4 separate regions of the Homo sapiens genome follow, and regions 2, 3 and 4 are each linked to region 1. Evidence: chromatin contacts called from ENCODE Hi-C or POLR2A ChIA-PET data. All regions are on one chromosome and are shown on one strand. Each heading gives the region's core, a stretch centred on a gene start or an enhancer-like site at or near the end of the contact. The rest is flanking DNA. Distances are from core to core; before and after follow the strand shown. Region 1 holds the start of TICRR (TOPBP1 interacting checkpoint and replication regulator). Region 2 holds the start of RCCD1-AS1 (RCCD1 and UNC45A antisense RNA 1). Region 3 holds the start of BLM (BLM RecQ like helicase). Region 4 holds the start of MRPL46 (mitochondrial ribosomal protein L46).

The links. Hi-C counts contacts between places; a loop is a spot of excess contacts on that map. ChIA-PET counts read pairs that join two places held with the same protein, here RNA polymerase II (POLR2A). Pooled maps may share reads with other maps.
Region 2: a loop to region 1 is called in a pooled map, with 11 times the contacts of the local background. The contact joins the promoter of RCCD1-AS1 here to the promoter of TICRR in region 1. A Hi-C loop is called at or near these places in 4 of 50 pooled maps. POLR2A ChIA-PET finds 5 or more read pairs at or near these places in 2 of 52 experiments (HepG2 and naive thymus-derived CD8-positive, alpha-beta T cell).
Region 3: a pooled map shows a loop between it and region 1 (7-fold over the local background). The contact joins the promoter of BLM here to the promoter of TICRR in region 1. A Hi-C loop is called at or near these places in 6 of 50 pooled maps.
Region 4: a loop to region 1 is called in a map of CD14-positive monocyte, with 6 times the contacts of the local background. The contact joins the promoter of MRPL46 here to the promoter of TICRR in region 1. A Hi-C loop is called at or near these places in 4 of 168 maps with a recorded cell type or tissue (CD14-positive monocyte, CD4-positive, alpha-beta T cell, CD8-positive, alpha-beta T cell and 1 more), 1 of 37 single-sample maps with no recorded cell type and 10 of 50 pooled maps.

Annotation. Positions count from the first base shown.
Region 1 is chr15:89,573,940-89,576,857 of GRCh38, reverse strand. TICRR (TOPBP1 interacting checkpoint and replication regulator) reads right to left here and starts at 1,389. Exons shown (of 22, transcript NM_152259.4): 1 at 618-1,389. The coding sequence starts at 1,271. RefSeq lists an enhancer at 462-990 and a silencer at 1,112-1,401.
Region 2 is chr15:90,953,216-90,956,133 of GRCh38, reverse strand. RCCD1-AS1 (RCCD1 and UNC45A antisense RNA 1) reads left to right here and starts at 1,641. Exons shown (of 2, transcript NR_170325.1): 1 at 1,641-1,799. It overlaps UNC45A (unc-45 myosin chaperone A), which reads right to left. Exons shown (of 20, transcript NM_018671.5): 19 at 2,824-2,918; 20 at 2,041-2,675. The coding sequence ends at 2,418. It overlaps RCCD1 (RCC1 domain containing 1), which reads right to left and starts at 1,250. Exons shown (of 8, transcript NM_001017919.2): 1 at 1,186-1,250. RefSeq lists a silencer at 754-883 and enhancers at 1,104-1,213, 1,014-1,568, 2,393-2,893.
Region 3 is chr15:90,715,975-90,718,892 of GRCh38, reverse strand. It overlaps BLM (BLM RecQ like helicase), which reads right to left and starts at 1,547. Exons shown (of 22, transcript NM_000057.4): 1 at 1,453-1,547. It overlaps CRTC3-AS1 (CRTC3 antisense RNA 1), which reads left to right and starts at 1,753. Exons shown (of 4, transcript NR_120372.1): 1 at 1,753-1,912.
Region 4 is chr15:88,465,837-88,468,754 of GRCh38, reverse strand. It overlaps MRPL46 (mitochondrial ribosomal protein L46), which reads left to right and starts at 1,367. Exons shown (of 4, transcript NM_022163.4): 1 at 1,367-1,605. The coding sequence starts at 1,378. It overlaps MRPS11 (mitochondrial ribosomal protein S11), which reads right to left and starts at 1,047. Exons shown (of 6, transcript NM_022839.5): 1 at 973-1,047; 2 at 731-847. The coding sequence starts at 1,037. RefSeq lists enhancers at 1,197-1,366, 1,833-2,918.

The DNA.
Region 1 (2,918 bases), core at 140-2,639:
TATATATATATATATATATATATATATATATATATACACACACACATACACACACACCCCTGGGTATTGTGTTAAAACCTGCTGCTTGCCTCTGAGGTATTTTTAGACTAGATGGAGGGTGAGAGATGTGCATAATCAAAACATATGGAGAAATGGTTAAGTGCCACACAAAATGTGTATGGCAATTCAGACGCTGGACTGAGCAGTTGTCACTGGGAGAAGAAGCCTTAAAGGGTAAGTGAAGTTAAGACTGGCCTGGAAGAGTGAGAACTGGCATTCCAGGCAGATTGAACAACACACATAACACAAAACAAGCAGTCCAGACCTGTTGATTTTCTGGACTGGACTTCAATATGCTAGAGTAGATGTAGTGTGTAGGAAAATCAAGTCTGGGAAGGCAGGTAGGGCCCAAATTGTGAGGGGTCTTAAACAGTAGGTAGTGAGGAACTACCCATTTTGTTGTGAAAACTGTTCCTATTTATTTGTTTCCTTCCGAAGGGACGCATAGTCATATTAGTCTCATTCGGGGTCTGTGGCTGTTCTAAGGACGCTGCCAAGTTCTGGTTAGCAAGGAAAGCACCGTGCACGCCATCTGAGACGACAGTAACCTTCCTTACCTTAGACCATTCGGTGGTATCCACCCAGTAGAAGGTGATTTTTCGGGCGACCATGACTTCCCGGACTCTCTTGGGCAACAACTTCTCCATCACCTGCTTAGGGGTGGGCGGCAGGCGCTGGGCCTGGGCCTCGCACCCAGACACGAACTGCAGCAGCTCCCTCTGCGAGTGCGGACAGGGGGCCAGGAGGAAGACGGCGTTCACCAAGCCCCCGAGCGCGGCCTCGGCCTCCTTGGCCTCGCTCTCCACGTCCAGCAGTCTCCTCCCGCTGCTCCGCAGGATCGGCTTCGTGGGCGACGTGATCTCGGGCCGGTCCCACTGGTAGTCTAGCAGCGTCTCCATCAGGGCGCCGTGCGTGTGGGTGGCCCTGGGCGCCGGGCCGGGCAGGTGGGCGCGATCCTCGAGCCTGGCCTCCAGCTCCTCCTCAAAGTCCTCCCACGAGCGGGACCCCAGCTCGCGGAAGTCAGACACGCGGGACGGCCGGCTCCGCGCCCCCTGCGAGTCAAAGAACTTGAAGGCCCAGTGGACCCTGGCCAGGCCGAATCGGCAACTCAGATAGGTGAGGAGGCGCAGGGCGGCCCGCCGGACCCGGCTGTGGCGGGCGGCGCCGCCCGCGGTGTCCAGCAGCAGCATTACTTTGTGACAGCATGCCATATCGGCCGTGCCGCCGCCCCGGGGCCCCGGTCCGGGCCCGCGCCACCGTCCCTTAGTCCCTTCCTTCAGGGAAACAGCACCACTCACTGCTTTCCTTTGGGACCCTGGTCGAAAGGCTCCCGCGCTCTCCAGGAACTGCTGCTATTGGGGGAGCTAGTTTCCAAGGTTTGCTCCTATTGGCTGCTTGCCTTACGTAAGTTACGAGAGCAACTTCCATTTTTGGCGGTGATTGGAGGGGCAGTGGAGAAAACTTCAGTCTGATTGGTGGAGGGAGTGACGGTGGGCGGGTCTCTGTGGTCCGAGAGAAGCTTAGCATTCATTGGCCTGGGCCTTCGTTTTAAATTTTAAAGAGGTGGTGCCTCGGGGGCGTGTCGAGAAGTTTCGCCATTGGAAAGAGGCCAGCGTTTGTGCGCAGTCGTGAGTGCGGACTGCGGGGCCACGTTTCCCAAGACCGAGGAAAACTTAGTGCCGGGAGGGAATTTGGGATGGTTTGAATCGAACTTGTTGAAATCCCTGTGGACCGCCTAGGAAGTAGAATCTGACGACTACGGCTTTTTCTGTAATTTAAAAAATTTTATTAAAAATTAAAGGTTCACTCCCTTTGCCCCAGTAACTTCTAGGAGTTTATCTGCAGAAGGTAATCGGAGAGCCAGATAAAAGACGTCTGTACATCTTAGAGTTTATTTAACATCAGAAAAAATGGAAACAGTTTGGGAATGGTTAAATAAGGTATGGTACACGCCCAAGGGGAGCATCGTGCAGCTCCTTTTTTTTTTTTTTTTTTTTTTTTTTTTTTTTTGAAACGGAGTCTCGCTCTGTCTCCTAGGCTGGAGTGCATTGACACGATCTTGGCTCACTGCAACCTCCACCTCCCGGGTTCAAGCGATCCTCCTGCCTCAGCCTCCTGAATAGGACTACAGGCGCACGCCACCACCCCAGACTAATTTTTGTATTTTTAGTAAAGACGGAGTTTCACCATGTTGGCCAGGCTGGTCTCAAACTCCTGACCTTGTGATCCACCCGACTTGGCCTCCCAAAGTGCTGGGATTACAGGCGTGAGCCACCAAGCCCGGCCTAGTGCAGCTTCTTAAAATAGTGTTTTATTATGTAATGTTAGGTTTTAAAAGTGGACTGCAAGCAGCACCTGCAGTGAATTCCCTAAATTTTCTATCTACATGTATATATAGATAGAAATCACATGTAGATTTGCATTACAGATAGAAATTATATATCGCTATATAGATAGAATACATAGAATTATATATAGATAGGCCGGGCACGGTGGCTCACGCCTGTAATCCCAGCACTTTGGGAGGCCGAGGCGGGCGAATCACCAGGTCAGGAGATCGAGACCATCCTGGCTAACACAGTGAAACCCTGTCTCTACTAAAAAAAAAAAAACAAAACAAAAAAAAAAGGAATTATATATAGATAGATAATCATAGATAGAAGTTATATATAGATAGAAATGCATTTATATGCATATTTTTAAACTGTTAATATAATATTGTGTACCGGAAGTTGTCTGTGATGGTCTCTCCATGTGATTTTTTTTGAAACTTTTTTACACTTCCTCTTGCTGGACACCAGTGAACAGGCTGATTTCAGAGATGTGAGATGTGCCTCTAGGATCAGTGGAATATGGTA
Region 2 (2,918 bases), core at 392-2,891, 1.4 Mb before region 1:
TTGGGACCGCAGCCAATCCACCTGAGTCCAACTGCGTTTCTTCAGTTTACAAAGGGAGGTGGGGGCGGTGCTGTTTGAACCTTCCTCACAGAATTGTAATAAATGCAAATAAAGGGTTTGGTGCGAGTACATGCCATGATAAACACACAGTATTAGCTTACTGAATCCAGTATTTAGTGTTGACAAAAAAATTATCCCTGGACATCTTACTGGTTTTGAGAAACTTATACAGACAGAATTTCAACTGTACCTTATCTAGCCATTTATTCGTCCAGCGAGCATTTACTGAGCGCTCCTCCTCTGCCAGTGAGGACAGCTGTCTGCTCCCAAGGAGCTAACCGTTAAATGGGGAGACAAACAGTCTGGTGGTTACAACAGCAACGCCAACTTCAAGCAGATTCGGCTGGAGCGGGTTTGTTTTTTTTTTTTTTTAATATAATAGAGACAGGGGTCTCGCTATGCTGCCCAGGCTGGTCTCAAATTCCTGGGCTCGAGTGATCCGCCCGCCTCGGCCTCCCAAAGCGTTGGGATTACAGGCGTGAGCCGCTGCACCCGGGCTGAAGCAGAATTGCATGGGCATTTTCAGGCCTCTTAAGTCAGATCCTGGGTCTCTCCTGAGACCCCAGTTCCTGGGCTCCTAACCCCTTCCGTGTCCTCTCCCAACCCAAGGGGGCCTCTGACCTTGATCTTGACCCTATGCCCTCTACCCTCTCGGGCAGGTCCTTCTGGTGGGCAGCCTTGGAGGAAACGCCGAGGCGCAGAGCGGCCGCCTCCGGAAAGGCCTCCCGCCCAGCGGGCGCCGACAGCCACGGGGAGAAAAGGTTTGAAGGGCGCGCGGCGCGAGGCGGCCAATCACCAGCAAGGGCGGTGACGTCGCCGCCCGGGGCGCGGCGGCCGCAGCCCTGTTCAACTCCCCTTGAGGGCCTCTCCGGTCCCGAGGCCTACGCCGGGGCCCTGCGGCCCGGTCTGTGAAATGGGCTGAAACCTCCGAGGGGCGTTGGACCAAGGCCCTGGAGGAAACCGGGGGCGTTGGACCAAGGCAGAGGTTGGGCCAGGTGGTCCCGCCCCTGCAGGAACCCGTGGGGCTGGAGCTCGGATTAGAACCACAGAGAGGACATTCATTAAGACTTGAGCTAAAGGTTTGGCGAGGAGTGACGCCCAAGACGGGCGGACCCCGCCACCCACCTCAGTCCCGGGACCGCGGCAGCTCAAAACCCGACACGCGCCGGACTCATGCCCCAACAGGAAGCAGCTTTTACCTTCCACGGATTGGCTCAGGACCCGTCACGTGCCTCTGTCGAGCCAACGAGCCTCACGCTGGGCTTAGCCCTCCTCGAACGTGCTGGGGTGGTGGGCGGGGCCCAAGCCGCCCTTCAACCAGGCTCAGCTGGCCACCAACCCCAACCCCCGCCCCAGCGCCCTCAGCGGAGGCCACAGAGGACTCCCAATATAAAGACAAACGTACTGAAGGCCCAGCATATGGGAGTCTCTACCCTAAACGACTTATTTCTTGGGATAGTTTAATATTTTTTGAGATAGGGTCTCGCTGTGTCGCCCAGGCGACACTTTGGGAGGCTGCGCTCTGGGCTCACTGCAACCTTCGCCTACCGAGTAGCTGGGATTACAGGTGCATGCCGCCACACTCTGCTCTTTTTTTTTTTTTTTTTTTTTTTTTGGTATTTTTATAGAGAAAGAGTTTTGCTTGTTGCCCAGGCTGGTCTCGAACCCCTGACTTCAAGTGATCCACCTGCCTCAGCCTCCCAAAGCGCTGGGATTACAAGCTTGAGGCACCGCACCTGGTGAGTTTCTTATTGATTAGCTTCCTAGGCTTACCCTTTGTCCCTCCAGTAGGATTAAGAAGCAACTCAGTGGGCCCTGGTTGGGGAATCCATTGGATTCCTTCCATGGAGGTGGGTCTGCCACTGTGAAGCTCCGTTGCACACTCACCCACGCCCAGCTCACACCCATACTCACCCACACTCACCCACTCAGAGACTCCCACTCACAGCAGCCCTCCCTGCCCAAGGACAGGGCACACAGTGGAGTTCTACACACTTTTATTGGAGGGGCAGGCCTGATAGCAGGCTCACAGCTGGTGAGGCTGCTGATGTGTGCGCCCTTCCAGATGCCCCAGGATCCACAGGCTGTGTTGGGATGCACCTTCCCCATTCCCAGCTGACTACAGTAGTACAGAAAAAGGGCCCCTCTGAGTGAGGCTGCAGGCAGTGCTGGCCAAGCAGGGCTGTGTGACTGAACGTGGCCGCTGACTCAGAACAGAGGACATCCTAGGGCAGCAAGCGAGGATGGGCAAGAGTATTGGGCATGCCAGCCACCACCAGCCAAAGCTGCTTCCGTCCTTACTCTCCGTGCCACAATAGGTAGCGTGTGCATGAGCCTTGGGCCCAGGGACAACCCCCTCACTCTCCATCTTGGTTGGGTTGGATAAGCCCATATTCCACTGCTTTGTCCAGGCAGGCTGCAGCAGCCCTTGTGACAGGGCTGTGGTCACCCTTAGCTAGCACTGACAAGATCTCCATCATCTCACTCTCCATCAGGGTGCTGGCAATCTCCCTCGAGGCCTCCACCATGTTCAGCACCACCACAGCACCCCGGTGCTGCAGCTCCTGGTTGGAGCTCAGAAGCAGGGCCTGCAGGATCTCCAGCCAGTGTGTGGTCTGTGAGAAAAACAGGGTAGATATGACCCCTGGGCAACAGGCTCAACCTTGGCAAGGGACACACCCACACACCCTAGGACTGCCCCCTTCAGCTGCTGCTGGGAGTTCCTGGTCCGTCCCTCCTCCCCCACTGAGAAGAGGCACTGACCACTTGGGGAATGCGGCTGCAGAGCGTGGGCCGCATGGAGGTAAGCATGGCCAAGCCCCCGGCAGCTGCCCGCTGTAGCAGCTCATCATCCTCTC
Region 3 (2,918 bases), core at 298-2,797, 1.1 Mb before region 1:
TCCCTTCCCTTCCTGCTCATAGGTAATACCACCTGTCCTGAAGCGGATGTGTAGAACTTCCCAGCATGATGATGTTCTACTGCACATCTAACACTTTTCCTGATTTTTTAACTCTTGGTTTCCTCAGTAAAACGAAGGAAATAACTACTTCTCCAGGTTACTGATAGGACTGTAAACTATACTTATAAGGTACCTGTCATGGTGAGTGGCATTGAAAGTGACACAGGACCCAGAAATTTCATTTCTTCCCAGTAGATTATAAGCTACTGTCTGACAGTATAAGCAGCCCAGCTAACAAAATGTTGATTTAATTAATTCTATTTACTATTCCCCAAACAGAATACTTTTGCCTACCCGCTTCTTCATCTTCTGATCTCTCATGCAGTCTCTCGAATTCCTGTCCCTTAATCTTGACAGTGACACACCAGTGTTATTTATCTGCATGGGTGGCACAAGGAGCTGTCAGTCACCTGCTCCATCTCACGCCATGAGGTACCTAAAGTTCTGTGTGACCTAAGGACAGGTGAGGGCTATAGGAGAAAGCCTAATGTTGTGGGACATACTTTAAAATCAGGCGCTTAGTTCAAATCCTGTATCTCTAGCACTTAATCACCAAATGCTCTTTCTGTACGGAGACAACCTCTTTGTACTTCAGATTCTCCATGTCTAAAATGGGGACAATTTCATCCGCTTCTCTGGGTAATGATAACAGAACCCTTACTGTGTACTATGTAACAGGTAGCCTTCGAAGCATTTATTATTGCATATATTAAGTCGTTTAATCCTAACAAAAACGCCAGGAAGTAGAAGAGACCATTTCCCCCATATGACAGACGAAAACCAAGACACTTAGTGTTTCAGTAACGTGCAGTAGACACAGAGCTAAATGTGAAGGAGCCAGAATTCGAACCCAAGCAATCTGATGCAGTATTCTTAAGCACTTCGCTTTGCTGGGATATCGTAAAGCTACAGTTGTAAGATCAAGGGTGCCAGGAACATGGCACACAGTAGACACTCAAAAACAAGAGTAGCCCAGCTCGTGATTATGGAAGGCCACAGAAAAAGTACAAAGTGTTTTCGTTGTTCCTCAGGAGGGACACGGAGGTAGTAGTGCCAGAGGTCTGGGCTGGGATTACTCTGTGCAGGGCATCATGTTACGCACTGGAGTATATGGGCAACAACATGCCAGGTCCTAGCCCATGCTCGGCCTCCGACGCCCCGGGAGACCTTGGCAGAGTTCGCCCCCGCCCCGGGCCTCTGTTTCCCCATTTGGGAACGTATTTATGTATCTGCTGTCCTCCCAGGATGTTGGCCAGACTAGAGGACTCAGCGGGCCGAGGCGAACCAGTGCAGGAAACGGAAGAACCCGAGCGGCCTCCAGCTCCGGGCCGGGCCGCCAGAGCAGGGCTAGATCAATGCGGACCGACCCGTAGTTACGCGCGCGGTACTCACCTCGCACGCAGACTCCTAGCGGACGGAACCAGGATCCAAACTTCCCGCGCCGCAACCACGGCCGCCGCGCCAAGCCCTGGCTCACTTCCCGCCGGAAGCTTGCCTATTCCGATTGGCTGCTTCCTGGGGAAGCCGACCAATACTGTCGCACTCGGACATCTGTTCCCGCCCCCTCAGGCTGCTGGGGCGGGGTCGCCGTACAGCGCCGGGAGGGACGCGTATCTCCAAAGCCCAATCAGAGTCCGGACGGGAGGGTCAGATGACTACGGTTACATCTCGGGCTTCCGGAGCTAGTTGGGTCTTTGTTTTTGGTGTTTTAGAGTCGGTGAAGGCTTTAAAGGAAGTAGGCAGCTGGAACCCGGCTGTGGCGGGTTGAAAAGCCCGGGCGTTTGAGAGCTGAGACTTGCCAGTTCCCACAGGCCAAGCCAGGCGTCTGCACCCCATTCTCTTGGTTCCGACGGTGTGTCTCTGCGATGTTTTGGCGGTCTCTCCTCTCCATCCCCTTAATAATACTGGTCTCTGTTTCACCCGTACCCCTCTACACGAGCAGGTGCAAATTGTCATTGAACCGGGAAAGTGGGCACACACTCAGATGCCTCCATGGACACGTGAGAAACCATGCTTCTGTTTCAGCCTATTGCTGACACGCGGGAATGTGGGCCCTGTGATGCCAGATCTTACTTTCTTTCCTTTCTTCCTCTCTTCTCCCCTCTCTACTTCCTTCCCTCTCTCCTTCCCTCCCGCCCTCCCTCCTCTTTGTGTGTGTGATAAAATCTATCTAACATAAAATTCACCATTTTTAAGTGTACAGTTCACTGGCATTAAGTACATTCACATTGTTGTGAAACCATCACCACTATCCATCTCCAGAACTTTTTCATTATCCCAAATAGAAAATCTGCCTGTTACACAGTAACTCCCCGTTACCCGTTTCTCACAACCCCTTATAGCCGATATTGCACTTTCTGTCTGTAAGTGCGAGGTACCGCATATAAATTGAATCATACAATAATTGCTCTTTTCTGATTGGCTTATTTCACTTAGCATAATGTCTTCAAGGAGCATCTATGTTGTAGCATGTATCAGAATTTCTTCCTTCTTGAGGCTAAATAATATTCCATTATACATGTATACTACATTTTGTTTATCCATTCATCCATATAAATGGATGCTTGGTTATTCCCACCTTTTGGCTATTGTGAATAATGCTGCTATGAACTTTGGTATACAAATAATCATTCTCCACATAATACGCAGAAAGAGTTTTCTAAAATGTAAAAATCTGTTCAAGTTACCTCCCTCCTGAAAATCTTCTATGGTAAATTGAAACCAAAATATGATACTATTAAACACTCCATAGAATAGCTGAAATGAAAAGACTGACAATTCCCTTAGTTGCAAAGATGCAGAAATGGGACTCTCATACAGTGTTGATGGGAGTGTAAAATGGTACAACCACTTTGGAA
Region 4 (2,918 bases), core at 118-2,617, 1.1 Mb after region 1:
TAAAGGCATGAGCTACTGCACCCGGCCAGGAGTTAGACACTTATGATTTCATACTTCCAACCAATGCTTACCTCCATTATATTATTGAGCAGATTATGGTTAAAATGTTTGCATGTTTGTCTTCCCTCAAAGACTGTGAACTACTTGTGGGGAGGAATGATCTTTTGTATCTGTATTCACGGCACCTAGCATGGTGTCTCACTCATAGTAGATTCTTGGTAAATGTTTGTTAAATGGATGTGAAGTTAAGTGGATGTGTATACAGCATACAGAGGTGGTGGCACTGGTGGGAAGCAAGATGCCAGTTCCTAGGGCTGAGCACAAAACCCACCCTGGACCATCCGTAAGACGTGCAGGAACATCTGTTCCATCGCTAGCGCCCTCTACCTCCCCATTTTGTTTTGGAGGCAGGGAAGGTTATTGGTCTGAAAAGATCTCCATCTCAGAAGAAAAGAACGCTGATACATGTTATGGATATCTCACATTCACTCATTGATTTAACGAATGTTCACTGAACATTTACTCTGTACCACGGCTCATCTGATTCTCACAACCTCTCTCAGCATTATCCGCATTTTTAGATGAGAAGGCTGAGGCTCAGATTTATTTGCATAAGGTCCCACGGATAGCAAGTGACATAGCTGAAAATTCACTGGTTCTGACTCTGGAGGGTGTCGGGCAAGAGTCAGGGGTTGCGGGTCTCCAGAGGGCTGGTCCAAGTGGGGCTCACCTGAACTTGGTGTGGCTGGGAGCCGCGTTCTGTTCAACTTTCTGCTTGGCCGCAGCGTCTTGGAGCTGTCGAGCGCCTGTGCAGATGGTCCCGGCCGGCGTTCTGGCCACGACCCTGCTGGGAAGAAAAGCTCGGTGAGGGCCACGGCCTAACGGTCACTGGGGCCCGGGTGGCTCAAGGGACACGAGTAGGAGCATAGTCCTGGAGGTGGCGGTGGGCTCGAGGGGGCAGTCATTTGTTACCCGGCTGTCTGGGGCCAAGTCCAGGACCGCAGGAACCGCGACCCCGCGTTTCTCACAGCCTGCATGACTTGAATTGACCCCAGTCAGTTTCCGTCTGCAGCGACAGTCACAGCTGCGCCGGCGCCGGTACCATGAGTGCCTGTCGGGGAGGGGACAGAAGGGAAAGTCATCTACTCTTCATTAGGTCCACTGAATATTTTTATTTCCATTTAAATGCTCAATAAGACTTTCACTGTAGTTCACCAGGGGATTCTTTCCCTTTTTTAATGTTCTGAGATGGTGGGTCACCCCCTCCATATGCGAATGGTTCGTTCTAGCAGTTCCGGGACTGAGCTTTCCCCTAGTTTGCCGCTCCCGCGGCTGAGGGATCCCTGGGAGCCGCGGTGCATTGTGGGAGAACGAAAGATGGCGGCGCCCGTAAGGCGGACGCTGTTAGGGGTGGCGGGGGGTTGGCGGCGGTTCGAGAGGCTCTGGGCCGGCAGTCTAAGCTCTCGCAGCCTGGCTCTTGCAGCCGCACCCTCAAGCAACGGATCCCCATGGCGCTTGTTGGGCGCGTTGTGCCTGCAGCGGCCACCTGTAGTCTCCAAGCCGTTGACCCCATTGCAGGAAGAGATGGCGTCTCTACTGCAGCAGGTGGGACTGAGATGCAGGGTTCAGAGTGACGTTTATTCTGCGTGACTTTGAGCGAGTAATTTCACCTCTCTGAACTTAAGTATACGGTACTTATCCGCAGAATGGTACCTACCTTACTGACTTGGTTTGGTACATAGATGTTCAACAAAAAGTGGTTTCTTTTCATTGGCCGTGTTTATTGTCACCTTAGACAACTCTTTGGAGATACTCTACTTCTTGTTCATGCAACACAATAGGGATCCTGTGGTGAACAAGAATCGGTCCGTGTCACTAGGAGCTTACAAGTCTGGAGGGAGAAAGTCTTTGTGATGTGATGAATGTTAAGAAGGAAATACAAGAGGCGGTGGGCACATCTGTCAGATGCCTATGATAAGCCTACTCTGTTTTATCTCATGGGGCTATCTGTGTGAGGGGCAAGTGAGGAAGCATGGGCAAAAACAGTGTAGTGGCTGTGAAGGTGTGAGGTCGCTACAGAAAGTGTTTGAAGGGTGATATGTTTCCTCAGAATCCGAGATGTTTTTGTCTTGGTCTGTTGAGAACTATAAACTTCTCTTCTGTGCTTTTTGCTTGATTTATTCATTTACTCGCTCGCTTGACAAATATTTGTTACTCAACCTACAGATGTTCATTGTGCCCATACTATGCATCAGAGAGTATGTTAAGTGATAGAGATGCTGTAATGAATAAGGCAGAAGTAGCTCTGGTTCTCAGAGTACTTCAGTCTAGTTGAGTGAGGGGATCAGTCAGTAACCAAATAATCATACAACTAAATGCAGACCCTGATAAGTGTTGTTAAGGAAAACACAAGGCACTATAAGAGTGTTTAACAAATACATCACATTTTGATTTTATGGTGAGTGTCAAGGAATGCCTCAGACTTTCTGAATACAGGTTTTTCTCTTTATGAGAAATGTCTCTCTGAGACAGTCATATTTAAATTGAAATCAGAAAGATGAGTAGGACTCTCCCAGAAGAAAGAATGTGAGGAAAAACATTCTAGGAAGAAGGAACAACCTCTTGAAAGTCCCTGAACAGGAAAGTCCTTGGTGAGTGAGATTCTGATCAAAGACTGACATGACTGGATTGTGGTGAGTCAGCAGGCATTGCCCAACCCAGCTCTCTGTTTTTGTAGCACTCTTGACCCCCAGTGACATTGTAACATTTTTGGCAAATGTAACTCAAGCCCAAAGTTCAGAGGACCTTTTTTTCCCTCCATTTCCTTTCTGCATGGTGTTTTGACTGTGTATCTGGTTATGTTGGGTGATAAACTTCTGAGCTTGCCAAGTGTGCCATGTCTCTGTTTTATTCTTCCT